Regions from separate parts of the Homo sapiens genome. Here regions 1, 2, 3 and 5 are each linked to region 4. Evidence: chromatin contacts called from ENCODE Hi-C or POLR2A ChIA-PET data. All regions are on one chromosome and are shown on one strand. The core of a region is the stretch at or near the end of the contact, and the rest is flanking DNA. Distances in the headings are between cores, read along the strand shown. Region 1 overlaps YAP1 (Yes1 associated transcriptional regulator). Region 2 has its middle 40 kb from the start of CFAP300. Region 3 overlaps YAP1 (Yes1 associated transcriptional regulator). Region 4 holds the start of YAP1-DT (YAP1 divergent transcript). Region 5 overlaps YAP1 (Yes1 associated transcriptional regulator).

Region 1 (2,730 bases), core at 105-2,604, 87 kb before region 4:
TCCGTACCATCAATACTGACATCTCCATTTGAGTTATTATGAGGACTGATTATTCTCTCACACACCTGGAATAGTGGGTGCTCCATAAACCTTAGTCCTCTCTCTTCTGCAGAACTTCTTTCTAAACCTAAAGACTCTGACTCCTACAGACGAATTCCATATTTTGATGATTCCTATACCTCTCTCCTTCTCCTCCACAAACACATAGACATACACATACATTCTCTCTCTCCCTCCTCCTATTTTATCATACCATTTACTGTTTCCAAATATTCCTATGATTTACAAAAATATGCATGTTTCTCTTTCCTACAAGGTCTAAATAGAAAAAAGGTAGTGGAGATTGAGCCAACGATATAAGAGGATCCTTCTCTTTCGGTGAAACATCTTCTCGGTGTTTCAATACAACACTCAACATATTTCCACACAGAAACATTTTATACAGTGTGCTGTGCCAGGTTTGATAGCATGAGTTAAATATGAATTGGGGAACTGATCTGAGATTCATCACATACAATGAACATGTCGTAAATTGAGGCCCAAGGCAAACAACTATTGGGGAAAAGTGTTTTTGGTTCCAAGCAATAAAAAAGCAAAACACCAAAAACCTGCTAGAAAATAGCCCATTAGTAAGCTGAGGAGTGTTGGAATTATAAAACATGATTGATTTCAAAACAGATTCTAGAGCTATATACACTGTTAAATACTTCATCTATTAAGAAACATTTGGATAAGCTTTTGAGCTTTCCCCATTATATTTTCATTATGTAACATAACATTAAGTTATTTATGAAATAACATACATTCTTGGTGAAAAACACTGAATAGCAATAAAATTACACAAAAATAAAGTGGTAAATATCCTTTGCTTCTCACCAGTTTCCCAGAATTAGATACCAAAAGCAGTAATCATTAATGACAATAGCCAATGCTGACAACAAACTGAATTGGTTGGTAAGGTCTTTTTCAAATCTAAGCTTATCTGACTATTCAAAACCACGGAACAGGAAAAATTAGTTAGGATATCAAAAGATGAAGGAAGAACCAGTCCACAGAATTAAACAGAAACTTGCACAAAATTATGTAAGAGAAATACTCTGATGACTATTGTGAGTACTTTTGGCTTTACCTAAATGTTGTTACCTATGGATACAAGCAGCACTACAAGGTTTCCATAGAAAGAACTCACTTAAATGACCAATTCAAACAACCTTGTTTATCTACTGAAGCTGGGATTTATTCCTCTCCAGAAGCATCCTGTTCTTTACCTTCTGAGTATCTTAAGTCTTTCAACAAAGCACAGAGCGGTGCACCCACATGGGGTGCAGCAGAGACCTCACAAGCAGGCAAGAAACAAAACCGGCTTTGTTTCCTGGGGAAAGGGGGCAGGGCAGCAAGAAAAGAAAAGAATAGCATTACCAACTTCTTCCTCTGGCTATCAACTATTGAAATCCCAATGTTTCCAGTTTTAATAAAATTTCCAAAAGGTAAAAACAAAACAAAAACCCCACAAAATGTCAGAATTTTAAAAATTATGCAATATTTTAAAATTTAGAGTCTGTGCTTCTTGCACTACGAAATAGTAACTGTTTCAAGTTTTGCTTAACAAATCAGCCCTGACAGCTTTATGGTAGAAAACCAATGACTGAGCAATTACTGAAAAATAAGGGACTACTTTCTCAAAAATAAAAGAAAGGGGTCATCACCATAGGTTTTTTTTCCCCAAGTTTCATTCTAAACATGTGAATTTCCAAACTTCAGACAATTTTTAGATTGTCTAAAAATTTACATGATTTGTAACCTCAAAACTTGGATTATAACAATGTATTACAGATCTGTTAGTCATAAACTTTGGAATAATAAATTTAATTCTAGTAATCTTACTGGGTATACATTTACAATAATAAACGATTCTTAAGCTATTAAAACATTACATCAAATCTCCCACAACAAAAGCTTTTGTCTAGTATTTTTTCAAATCTCAGACACTGAATATTTCCATATTAGCATAGCTATATTAACTTGTTCAAAACATTTAGAAGAAATATTTGGGTTTTCCTCATACCTACGAGTGTACTCAAAACTACAAAACAGTAGACTTTTTAAAAGAAATTAATGTTCTTCTAAAAACACAAACTAATAGGCCATCTGTGGGTCTTAAAGCAGTAAAAACAAAACACAAAACACTCACTCCTGGCTCTAAGTGTTTACTGCATGACCTAAGGGGACTGAATCATCAATAGAGAGTCGCTATAAAGTGGCATAATAATTTATCTACTTAAACATAAAATGTAGTTTTTCAGTAAAAATTGCTTATTTTAATTCACACTGAAAAGCTATCTTTTACAAAAGAAAAGGAAAAGACGAGTGTCCTAACCTAATGACTGAATACATCTTTTTATGATCAATATACAAAAGGTATTTCTCAATACACTATATACCTAAATGACATCATGCCTAGAAATAATTTTTTCTCTTTACTGGGATAATTCACCCTTGTTACATGTACTGTCTGGTAGTTCTTACAAATTCACAGAATTGTACACCCATTGCCACGATCTAATTTCAGAACATTTTCATCACTTCAAAAAAAAAAAAAAAAAGTCACAAAAACAAAAACAAACAAAAAAGCCCTGTATCCATTAGCAGTTCACTACCTACTGCCCTTCCTCCCAGTCCCTGGCAACCACTAATCTACTTCTGTCTCTATGAATTTTCCCATTCTGGACA
Region 2 (2,756 bases), core at 15-2,514, 100 kb after region 4:
GCATTCTTTCTCTTTCATGTGTACACTTTTATCAAAGGAGACAATTTCATTTGCTTTTAATTTTTTTGGACTTCTCTGAAGTTACACATGCACAATGTAGATAGTGTGAAAAATATAAAAAAAAAGTATTAAGAAAAAATGAAAATCACCTGGAATCTGATTGCAGAGAAACCACTCCTGATATTTGATTGCATTAATTTCCTGGCTTTTCTTTCTTGATGTGTTTATTTCCTCCCATGGTTGAGACACTCTAAGTATAGCTCCAGGTCCCTCTCTTTCCACTTAGCAACGAATCATTGTTATTTCTTTAATTCATTAAATATTCTTTGAAAATATAATTTTAATGGCTGTGTAATAGTCATCATATAAATGTACCATAATTTAACAGTTTCCCTGTTTATCACCTTATAGAATGTTTTCTTATTTTTCCTATTATAGCAATAAGCTATATTTCATAACTTTATTGTAAGTCTTGTTATGACTGAGGAAATTCAGTCTGCAACTCTGAAGAATGAAAGTAAACACAGATTTGTAGTAGAGACTTTTTTGAGGTAATACATGTGAAATGTATGTAAGTTACTAATAGAAAAGATAATATATTTGGTAGGTATGATTAGTATTAGTGTATGGGGAATTTTATTTGTATTATTTATATTATCTGTATTGTTAAACTTAAGCAGCCTACTATTTCAGAAAACGTTAAATCATATCTACTTTCAGAATAAATTAAATCATAAACCATAGTCTATATGACATAGTTAATATATTAAACCAAGTGTTCTCAGAGAACACTCGTTGTCAAACTGGATGGCAAGCTATTAGTGGGTGAAGATATATTATTCCTTGTAACCAACATTTTTTTAAAATAAAATACAATAGAATATAAAAATATCAAAGGGCATGCCTTAGTTAAGTTTTCTTACTGGAAAGAGTGAAAGCTACTGGCATTGACTGATAGAAAAGTTTATTGTTTTATAACCACTAGAGGGCAGTCATTACATTAGTTTTAAAAAAGGCCAACTAACAGCTTAATACAAGTTGACCTAGTTTTACAACTGATTATGATAGACATAAAATTACATTTAAAAAGATTGTCGGGCTGTTAATGTACTGTTATTTGAGGACCTATTACATGGCACACATTGAGTTAGGGAGACATTGATGAATAAGACATGTTCTAGAATGCAGTGAGAAGGTAAGTGTGATATTACAAGGCAGTTATGCATGTCATTTGGGCTTATGTTTGCCTTTCCAGCCTCATATCCTGCCACTCCCCAACTTGCAACCTGAACTGCAATCATGCTGAGCTACTTGTAGTCACCTTGAACATACTGTTCTGTCTTCCTGGAATATTTTTTGTGTCCCTCTCTGCCTGGTGAACCGCAACTTATACTTTAAGCCCCAATATCCTGACTTTCCCAGACAGAAAAAAATATGTGCTTTCTCCACTTGACTCCTTTAGGGTCAAGTTCAGCCCTATTACAGTTGATTACTTATGTCTCATTCCCCCAGGAAACTGAACTACTGGAGGGCAGGGAATATATCATTCATTTTTTTTTTTTTTTTTTTTCTGTAGCTGGGGTATAGTGCCTGGCACATAGACAGTGCTTAACATAAATATTTAGTCAATAAGCAAATAGAAGTGCTATAAAGAGATACTGTAATGAATTTCTTTCTTACATAATCTCTCTATTGATCTTCTACCCTCTCATTTTGTATATGCCACTAACGTAGCAGCTATTCAACCGCCAAAGCAAACCAAAGACAGACTGACTTATTGATGGTGAGGGAGGGTTAGGCTTTATTGAATATGAAAGGCAAAGGGAATTTTGGAGGATAATTTAGGTTTCCCTAGTTATTTTCCCCATGATGACTTGCAAGATTATATTTACTTTAGGAATACAATAGCTAAGACTAAATAACCTTTATTTTTCCATCCCTTCCTTACTTTCGCAATATTTACTTGGCCAAGTAGGTAAAGTGGTTTTGTTTGCCATTTGGCTAGCAGCTAATGATGCTGACACCTTTGGTATTAAGAAGACAGGGTGCCAGCCGGGTGCGGTGGCTCACACCTGTAATCCCAGCACTTAGGGAGGCCAAGGCAGACAGATCACCTGAGGACAGGAGTTCGAGACCGGCCTGGCCAACATGGTGAAACCCCATCTCTACTAAAAATATAAAATTAGCCAGGTGTGGTGGTGAATGCCTGTAATCCTAGCTACTATGGAGGCTGAGGCAGGAGAATTGCTTGAAACCGGCAGGTGGAGGTTGCAGTGAGCCAAGATCGCAGCATTGCACTCCAGCCTGGGAGACAAGAGTGAAATGCTGTCTCAAAAAAATAAAAAAAAAAGACAGAGTTCCTAGTACATTCCACTGGTAGGCTATAAAAGCTTAAAAGATTTAAAGTTTCAGTATGTTCTAAGTGCTCATGTGGCGAATTAAACAATTCTCCACCCAATTGGTATATGCATTTGTTTATAAAAGGTTTCGTTATATGTTCACCTTAGTCATGTTTGTAAAAAGTTGAAAAAATATTTTTAGCTAATTCTAAATCTTGTAAATAAGCCTATACTCATAATCATCTGGAAAATTCTTCTCTGAAAAGAAACCTTGGCTGGGCGCAGTGGCTCATGCCTGTAATCCTAGCTCTTTGGGAGGCCGAGGTGGGTGGATCACTTGAGGTGAGGAGTTTGAGACCAGCCTGGCCAACGTAGTGAAACCCCGTCTCTACTAAAAATACAAAAATTAGCCAGACA
Region 3 (2,859 bases), core at 94-2,593, 120 kb before region 4:
GACACTAATCTATAAGGAGAGAGATGTTCTAACAGGGTTGTCAGTTTGTCCTGCCAATTAAGATCAACATGCTAACATAAGTCATGTTATCAGAGTTTTATTCAAATAGAGCTAATATATCCAATTTATGATTTTTTTTTTTTTTTTTTGAGAAGAGGTCTCATTCTGTCACCCAAACTGGAGTGCAGTGGTGTGATCACCGGGGCTCAATCCATCCTCCCACCTCAGCCTCCTGAGTAGCTGGGACTACAGGCATGTACCATGACAGCTGACTTATTTTTGTATGTTTTTTTATAGAGATGGGGTTTCACCATGTTGCCCAGACTGGTCTTGAACTCCTGGGCTCAAACAATACACCCACTTTGGCCTCCCAAAATGCTGGAATTAGAGGCATGAGCCACTGCACCCGGCCAATCCATGATATATATTTTTTTAAACTAGGAAAAGACAAGTTACAAATCACCGTATAGAGACAAAGCAGGATCAATTTAATTCAAATTTACAGGATTTTAATTGGTTTTCTTCTGAATCATCTTTGCTTACAATACCTTATGAGACCTGGTGATAACATATCCCACTGTTAAGTCAGGTTACTAAGAGGAATAAAGAATACCAACCTGTATCCATCTCATCCACACTGTTCAGGAAGTCATCTGGGGTTCGAGGGACACTGTAGCTGCTCATGCTTAGTCCACTGTCTGTACTCTCATCTCGAGAGTGATAGGTGCCACTACATAAACATGACAGTTAAAGACCAACACAAAAAATTTTAAAAATCAATTCAAGGTAAAAATAAACACCTGCTGAGCAGCAACATAATTCTCAAAGAGGATTAGTGAAAATTCCTGTCCTGCAATGTCTGAAACAAGCACCCTCCCTCAGGGCCATAGACAGGGCTTGTGCTATGAAGTGAAATAGACAAGTTAATCCTAATTGAAGCTGGCAGCTCTAAGGAACCAAGATTTCTCCTAAGGTTCTGTGCTTGGTGACAATAAGGGACAAAAAAAGATACCCCCAGTTAGTTTTCCTGGCTGACAGAAAATTCTCTGCATCAGTATTCTCCTCTCTGTAATATCATTTGAATCTGGGGGTGCGGAGGAACCCATACAACTTACTTGTCCCAAGGCCTCAATTCTCCAGGTGGTGGTGGCACAGAGACGTCACAACACAAACTCCAGGTGGGCGAGGAGACAGGTCTGCACTAGACTCAAGTTAAATTCCTAGCTATTGTGCAGAGAACATAAGCCAAGGAAAAATCAACCCCAAATAAACCACCAGAATTCCTTTTAGGACTGAGCCAAAATAGGTGAGTCACTGCCAATAAGATAAGAATACTCGTGGCTTGATCTCCTTGCTTCTGTGTTTGGGCGGGGGAGGAAAAAGCCTCAAACACTTCAGTACGAAACGAAACGGGAAATCATATAGCTCCAGTTAAAGAAAAGAGCAAAACAAAAAACTGCAAGGCACATCCCTTGAAAATAAAATGACCCAACACAGATTTTCACTTTAGACTAAGTAAGGTTTCCCAGATTTACATTAAAAGTATGGTAAATATCCATTACCCTGAGAAATAGAACACTTTCCTAAGCTAGTAGCATCTAGACATCAGCTGGCATTCCCTGAGTTCTACTAACTCTACAAAATCTTAGAGAAACGCATAAAATCAAGGCAGCTGTTATTCTTCAATGGTCTGTGTGAGTGTGAACTTCAACTTTCTCTACGGCTTGTACATTTAATAAGCAGCTATTTAACTTACATAAAAGTTAAAAAATAAAAACAAGTTTAACAATTGCTCAAGGCTAAAAGCTCAGTCAATACCCCAACTGCCTTCCCTAAATGATGCAATGCATTTGCCTTGTTCTCTCTCTCCCCTCATTCTATATACTGCCATCACTGGTTTACTCTAATGCTTCTGCCAGATTTTGCCAAGGCTCAAAAGCCTCACACAGATCCAAGAAAACACACATTTGCCTCTGAGACCATTGGTATACAATGCAGCCATATATGAGAAGGCCTCAGGATGTGGTTTGTTTGTATTTTGCCTGCCCTGATCTGGGACAAGAGCCTGGTCCTAGTCATCACTCTATTCGGCTGCTAAGCATGGGACACACATCAGACATTTTAGTCTATTACTGAATAACTGAACTTACAGAGTTGCGCAGAGTTCATTCCAAACCACAGGGGAAGCACATGGGCATTCCTGAGGACAGAGTTTACAGGGCCATTTTCCTGGTGAGGAACTGCTCCCTGCAGAACCCCACTTCCTACAGGCCCCACTCATTCAGTAAACATTCACTGAGCATCTGCTACTACATGACAGGCATTAGACTAGGCTTTGAGGATAAAGAGGTTAACAATCACCACCACCTACAAACAATGTTTTGTGAGAGGCTCACAACTTCAAGGAGGGAAATGAACAAATATACTAATGAATCATATTTAGGGGCTATATGAACTCAGATGTAAGCACAGTGCTTTCAGAACAAACAGGGAGCTTAGAAGTAAAGGGTAAAAGTTTCATGGAGGGGGACATCTGAGTGAGCTTTGAGGGTAAAAGTAAAAGGGAACTAAGGGAACTCAGCATTACTACTAAGAGTCAATGCCAAGGCAAGTTGGGGCAAAAAGTATTTAGAGCTTAAGGAATATACATAAATCAAATAGTAAACAAGGGAAAAACCATCAAGAGGTTTTTTTGTTTGTCTTTTTGTTTTTTGAGACCAAGTTTCACTCTTGTTGCCCAGGCTGGAGTGCAACGGCATGATCTCGGCTCACCGCAACCTCTGCCTCCCGGGTTCAAGCGATTCTCCTGCCTCAGCCTCCCGAGTAGCTGGGATTATAGGCATGCGTGACCATGCCCAA
Region 4 (2,836 bases), core at 9-2,508:
GTGGACCGAGAGGCCGCAAAGGAAAGGGGCCCAGGGCTCAACTTCACAAACTCGGCCGCCGCTGGCAACACACCCACACACAAATGCCAGAGGCCCCCCTCCCCCTTTCCCAGCCCGGCCCGGCGGGAGCGAAGGTGCGGAGCGCGCGGAGGCGCGCGCATTGTGCAAGCCCACCGCGGCCCAGGCCCGACTTTTCCCCACCCCCTTCCTTCCTCCCCACCCCTCCTCCACTCCCGCCAACCTCTCGGGAACCCCGGGAAGAAAGAAAGGAAGAAGGAGGGAAAGCACGCCCCCCGGGGCTGCAACCGCAGAGAGAAACTCAGAAGGGAAAAACAAATCTCAGCCCCGGACTCTGGGAGGAGTGGGGAGCTGGTCACCGCGGCGGAGTGGACGACTCCAGTTCCACTTCGCCTCGGGACCCCCACCCCAGCTAGAGTTCCCGCAACCCCCCTCCCCTGACCAGAGCTGGCGGCCGCGGCTCCCGAGCGCCCCCCCGGTCTGAGGCCCGCCCGACGGGGAAACGGGGAGAGGGGCAACGAGGTTACCTGTCGGGAGTGGGATTTGGGCTCCGGCGGCTTGAAGAAGGAGTCGGGCAGCTTCCGGAGCCTCATGGGCACGGTCTGGGGCACGTTGGCCGTCTTGGGGTTCATGACGGCGTTGAAGAGCGCCTCCAGGTCGGTCTCCGAGTCCCCGCGGACGTGCACGATCTGATGCCCGGCGGGGGGTGCCTGCGGCGCCGCCTGGGTCGCCGCGGGTGCCGGTTGCCCGGGTCCGGACGGCGGGCCCTGCCCCTGCGGGGGCTGCGAAGGCGGCTGCCCTTGGCCCTGGGGGGCCGGTTGAGGCGGCGGCTGCTGCCCGGGATCCATGGCTTCTGCCTCCCCCGACGCGCACCCCCTGACCCAGGCGAGCGAGGGCTACGCCCGGACGCCCCGGCTCCACGGGCCGAGGTGGAGAAGCGGCGACGGCTGCGGGCCGGGCGGCGCTGTCCTCGCTCTCAGGGCCGGGGGGCTGCGCCGCGGCCCCGCATCCCCCGCCCCGGCGCCTCCGCCCCCGCCCTGCGCCCCGGCTCCACTGGTCTGGCGGCTGCGCCTCGGGAGGGGCTGCGAGGCACTCGGACCTGCGGCGCCTGAGAACTTTTTCCCTCCAACTCCCTTGACGGAGGCCGGACAGCTCGTTGCCTTTCCCCGCCTCCCCTTTCTCTTTATTTCCTTTTCTTGTTCCTTCCTTCCTCCCTTTCTTTTCCCTGGCGGCGGCTGCGCCCGACTGAGACAGAAACTCGCCTCAAACGCCAAAACTAAAGTTAGGAGAAGCGCCCGCCCGCGCCGCCGCGGCCCCGCCTCCTCTCGGCTCTTCCTTCCTCTGCGCGCCCGCCCGCACCGCGGCCCGGCCGGCAGCGCAGGGAAACTTTTCGCTGCAAGTTGCTACATTCCTGCACACTCCCGGCCCGCGGCGCCTCTCCCGGCCGCACGTGACCCGCTCGCCCTGGCCCGGTCCGCCCTTCGCCCGCGCTCAGCCGGGCAGGGGCCCGAAGCGTGCCCCGTATTCTGCCCCGCGAACCGCAAACGATGGGTCCAATCCGGGTCCGAACTGTGGTGTCTGCGGAGAACGCGGGCGCCCTTGGCTGCAGGAAGTTCTTCCGCTCCGCTCGGCCCCTTTTCCCCGCCCGTGCTCGGGAAAGGCGCTTCCAGTTCGCCTGGACCTGCGAAAGGGCCAAGGCCGAAAGAAGTGGAGAGAGGATGTGCGAACCCACCTCCTCCTCCTCGCGTTACCCCGGCTTGACCGAGCGGAGCGCCTGTGCGAGCTTAAAGCCGCGAGGATAGATTGGAGTTAAAATAGATACCGTGAGCCGGCATTGATGTTAATAAAGATCCATTGTTTTCAGCATTAACTTTATTTTGTAATTGTTTCACTTATCTGTTAGTCTGCAAAAACTCACTTGAGAGGGGTAAACGGTTACTGTAATTGAAGCTTTGAGACCAGGTCTGTAACTCAGTGTAACTTATTAAAAGAAACAAAAACACTACATTTTCCAAATAGTGAAATCACATCAACTTTTTTAGTACTCGAATTTGCAATAGTCACTGGAAGCCGCAACCCAAAAAATTAGTGCGTCTTCAGGTACAAGCATTCATGCCTCTGTACCTGTCTTTCATCCTCAAGGAGCTGGGTCCCTACCCCTGCTATCCCTGTGCCTGGCCCAACGGTGGACTCCGTTAATGTGGACTGAATAAGAAATGAATGGGCAAGGAGGTCATCCCAGGCACCTGATGTACAAGGAGCCCTTCTGGAAGCCACTCAAAAACAATAGAAATGTTTTTTAAGTCATACACTCTGGGTTTTTTTTTTTTAAAGCATCCTTGTTGAGATATAATTTATATACCATACAGTTTTTGCAATAGTTGTACATATTAGTATATTTAAGCAATTCACTGTTTTTTTAAATATATTCATAGGATTGTGCAACATCAGTCTAATTTTAAATGCACAAGCCCATTCTAAGGAAATCTGGCTTTCTTGTTTTAATGATTTTGTCTACAATGCTAGTGAAACAAAGGTATAAGTAGGATTAAGCAAGGAAAAAGTCCGTGAGCAAAAAGGTAATTTCTTCCTTCAGCCAGAACATGCCCAGGAGAATTCTGAAGGATCTGTATCACTTGGTGTGGTAGGGCTCGGCCAAAGGAGCAGGCCTCAGACACTCAAAATTCTAACAGAAGATTCCAATCAACTACTCTGAACCCCCAGTTTCCTGTCTGAAAAAAAGGATCAGAGTAAATGACACCCATGACTAGTTCTTGGATTTGTTCCCACTCCTAAATGTCAAGTGCATTTAACGACA
Region 5 (2,831 bases), core at 282-2,781, 68 kb before region 4:
TATGTAAGCTCAATTTCTGCATTATTTTTATGTATCATTTAAACTGAAGGGACAGGGATATAGCAAATACTTTTACTCAACAAGTATTTATTGAGTTCCTACTATATTCAGGCCCTGGAGATGGAGCAATAAACAACATAGTCCCTATCTGATGGAATTTATGTTCCAGATAGAAGACAGTACAATGTTGGCTAATGATACGTGCAGCAAAAATAAAGCAGCATGCATGAAAGAAAGAAAAATGAAAAATGGGAAAGAAAAAGAAAAATGGGAAACAGTTTTTTAGAAAAGCAGATCAAGGGCAGGAAGTGACCTGTAAGCTCTGACCTAAATGCACTCCTAGCCAAACATGTGACATTCCGGGCATGGGCATTCCAGGCAGGGGCAAGCATGAAGAGGCTGCTACCTGTGGATGGGGCAGAATAAGCAGTTCGCTTCGTTTTTATGGTTAAGAATCTACCAGAAAAACTTTAATTATTTCAACCAGTAAATACTTAAAGGGGATTACCATTATTAAACAGTAATTCCAATCCCCCAAACTCATGACAACCTCTAGATTGGTGAGAATGGATAATACACATTTTCACCCCAAATAACTTTTACACACTCGAAAGCTGGGCCCTTAGACGTGAAAAAGATGTGGAAGCTTTTCAAGGCTGGGCTATCATGCCTGACCACCAATACCAAAGTCTTCTTTCGAAGAAAAGATTAAAAGTAGGCCCTATAGCAAAAAGGAAGAGAGAAACAGGCCAGCATTTTAATGAGACGTAAAGAGGGTGACATGGTTTGGATGTTTGTCCCCTCCAAATTTCATAGTGAAATGGGATTCCCAAAGTTGGAGGTGGGGCCTGGTGGGGGGTGACTGGGTCACGGGGTGGGGGGTGGGGTACCTCATGAATGGCTTCGCACCATCCCCTTGGTCATAAGTGAGTTCTCATTCAGTTCACCTGAGATCTGGTTGTTTAAAAGCCTGGGACTTCTCCCACTCACTTTCTTGCACCATGTATCACACTGGTTCCCACTTGCCTTTTGCTAGGATTGTAAGCTTCCTGAGGTCCTCACCAGAAGCAGACGCTGGCACCATGCTTCCTGTACAGCCTGCAGAACTGTGAGCCAAATTAAACCTTTCTTTATAAATTACTCAGTTTCAGTTATTCCTTTATAGCAACACAAAATTAGATTGACAGAGGGTGAGAAATTTGATTCAGGATAAGCAAAAAGAGAGTAGTAGGCAATATATAAAATAATGCATAAATTAGAACTACTTAAACTTGAGGGAAGCGAGTTTTTATGTAAGATTTACTACTAGTATTACTTGATTGACAACTTAGCTACTATAGCAAAAACCAACTCCCTGTGATATTTTAAAAAGAAATACTCCATGTCATAACACTGAAGGTGACTCACCATTAACTTCCTGCTCTTGCCTAAGGACCCTCTTGCATTAGTAATGACTAACTAAAACCATTTGCCATGTCTATTCAAACAGGAAAATCCTGATTAACTACACCACGAGTTAGAGGACCAACCTCCCCTTGTCACCTGCCCCACAATTTGGGAATAAAGAAGTCACCTAGGACACTGAAGTTTACTAAACACACCCTGATGAGTCCTACAAAGTACAGGATTATCAAGTAGTTTCCTTAGAAAGTAACAAGAGTAGCTGGAAAAGTACATTCAATGACCTTTTAAAGGAACATTCTGCCTGCTGCTTGTTTTGAAATTCTGGTCTCGTGTATTTATGATGATTCACAAACTGTTCTTACTATGTACACGGCACTTTTCCTAAGTTCTTTGCAAGCAAATGTTAAGTCACTTAACAACCCTACGATGGAGGTACTATTATTATACCCACTTTACAGATGAGGAATCTAAGGCAAAGAAAAGTTAGCTTGTCCAGGATCATTCAGCCCAACCTAGTAAGTGGCAGAGTGAGATTCAAACCTTGACAGTTGAGCTCTCCAGAAATCATGCTCTTGAATACTACACCACAATTATGACAAACAGTAATCATATTTTTTTAATCCTCTTTTCTTGGAACTTTCATGAAATCCCATGGCTTGCCATATTCACATAAATGACTCCCATATCTTTAATGCCTCTCACAGGGTCAATACTAGTCTTTCTCCTCCAACTGGACATTTGACACTTCACAAGATATGTTCCCATATTTTGAGTGGGGTTTCTTCAAAATGCCATTTCCATTTGTCCCTCAAAACTTTCACATAAACTTTTTTTTTTTTTTTTTTTTGAGACCGAGTCTCACTCTGTCGCCAGGCTAGAGTGCCATGGCGCAATCTTGGTTCACTGCAACCTCCACCTGCTGGGTTCAAGCGATTCTCCTGCCTCAGCCTCCTGAGTAGCTGGGATTACAGGCCCTCACCACCACGCCCAGCTAATTTTTGTATTTAGTAAAGATGGGGTTTCACTGTGTTGGCCAGGCTGGTCTCGATCTTTTGACCTTGAAACTTTCACATAAACTTTCACATTTCCATGACAAAGTTTTAGCAGTAACTTCCAAATTGGTCTTATTCAACTCCAACATTAAACTTTGTATGTACCACAGCCACATGATCATCTTACCTCACCTCCTCTAAGGAGGAAGTCCTCTGACTCAAGGCTCAGCTCCCTAAAGGAAAATTCTCAAATTTTTAGTGGGTTATCCTCTATAGTCAGGCATTATATAGCACTGCTTCGGTACTGAAAGCATCCAACATGCCAGGCTCTATCTATTCCTCCACATCATTTCACATCCCTCCTCATTCAATCTTCTCTCAGTTCCTCAAACATCTCCTCTCCCAGCTCCAGGACCTTCACAACTGCAGTTGCTC

What was found. A loop is a pair of places that touch in the nucleus more often than their neighbours do. ChIA-PET counts read pairs that join two places held with the same protein, here RNA polymerase II (POLR2A). Pooled maps may share reads with other maps.
Region 1: a loop to region 4 is called in a map of psoas muscle, with 3 times the contacts of the local background. The contact joins the enhancer-like site here to the promoter of YAP1-DT in region 4. A Hi-C loop is called at or near these places in 8 of 168 maps with a recorded cell type or tissue (A673, Caco-2, HepG2 and 5 more) and 5 of 50 pooled maps. POLR2A ChIA-PET finds 5 or more read pairs at or near these places in 11 of 52 experiments (A673, AG04450, BJ and 5 more).
Region 2: a loop to region 4 is called in a map of PC-3, with 12 times the contacts of the local background. The contact joins the enhancer-like site here to the promoter of YAP1-DT in region 4. A Hi-C loop is called at or near these places in 11 of 168 maps with a recorded cell type or tissue (A673, Caco-2, Calu3 and 8 more) and 6 of 50 pooled maps. POLR2A ChIA-PET finds 5 or more read pairs at or near these places in 8 of 52 experiments (A549, HEK293, HepG2 and 5 more).
Region 3: a loop to region 4 is called in a map of endothelial cell of umbilical vein, with 7 times the contacts of the local background. The contact joins the enhancer-like site here to the promoter of YAP1-DT in region 4. A Hi-C loop is called at or near these places in 36 of 168 maps with a recorded cell type or tissue (Calu3, IMR-90, MCF 10A and 22 more) and 23 of 50 pooled maps. POLR2A ChIA-PET finds 5 or more read pairs at or near these places in 8 of 52 experiments (AG04450, GM12878, H1 and 5 more).
Region 5: a loop to region 4 is called in a map of mammary epithelial cell, with 8 times the contacts of the local background. The contact joins the enhancer-like site here to the promoter of YAP1-DT in region 4. A Hi-C loop is called at or near these places in 26 of 168 maps with a recorded cell type or tissue (A673, Caco-2, Calu3 and 19 more) and 15 of 50 pooled maps. POLR2A ChIA-PET finds 5 or more read pairs at or near these places in 17 of 52 experiments (A673, AG04449, AG04450 and 12 more).

The regions. Positions count from the first base shown.
Region 1 is chr11:102,196,500-102,199,229 of GRCh38, reverse strand. The region is part of intron 4 of YAP1 (Yes1 associated transcriptional regulator); the gene reads right to left. Among named protein-coding and RNA genes, the nearest start is that of YAP1-DT, 87 kb to the right of the region's middle. RefSeq lists an enhancer at 1,178-1,472. Within about 2 kb of position 1,354, at least 3 of the 41 ENCODE cell types and tissues checked have a DNase peak (open chromatin) inside an H3K27ac peak, as active enhancers do; they include A673, where a contact is called at or near this core.
Region 2 is chr11:102,006,264-102,009,019 of GRCh38, reverse strand. No RefSeq gene overlaps it. Among named protein-coding and RNA genes, the nearest start is that of CFAP300, 40 kb to the left of the region's middle. Within about 2 kb of position 1,264, at least 10 of the 41 ENCODE cell types and tissues checked have a DNase peak (open chromatin) inside an H3K27ac peak, as active enhancers do; they include PC-3, PC-9 and mammary epithelial cell, where a contact is called at or near this core.
Region 3 is chr11:102,225,340-102,228,198 of GRCh38, reverse strand. YAP1 (Yes1 associated transcriptional regulator) reads right to left here. Exons shown (of 9, transcript NM_001130145.3): 8 at 618-730. Among named protein-coding and RNA genes, the nearest start is that of BIRC3, 91 kb to the left of the region's middle. Within about 2 kb of position 1,343, at least 7 of the 41 ENCODE cell types and tissues checked have a DNase peak (open chromatin) inside an H3K27ac peak, as active enhancers do; they include IMR-90, PC-3, PC-9 and 3 more, where a contact is called at or near this core.
Region 4 is chr11:102,108,879-102,111,714 of GRCh38, reverse strand. It overlaps YAP1-DT (YAP1 divergent transcript), which reads left to right and starts at 1,258. Exons shown (of 1, transcript NR_198976.1): 1 at 1,258-1,888. It overlaps YAP1 (Yes1 associated transcriptional regulator), which reads right to left and starts at 1,268. Exons shown (of 9, transcript NM_001130145.3): 1 at 546-1,268. The coding sequence starts at 866. RefSeq lists silencers at 1,356-1,485, 1,496-1,545.
Region 5 is chr11:102,177,096-102,179,926 of GRCh38, reverse strand. All of the region lies in intron 3 of YAP1 (Yes1 associated transcriptional regulator), which reads right to left. Among named protein-coding and RNA genes, the nearest start is that of YAP1-DT, 68 kb to the right of the region's middle. Within about 2 kb of position 1,531, at least 12 of the 41 ENCODE cell types and tissues checked have a DNase peak (open chromatin) inside an H3K27ac peak, as active enhancers do; they include A673, HCT116, PC-3 and 6 more, where a contact is called at or near this core.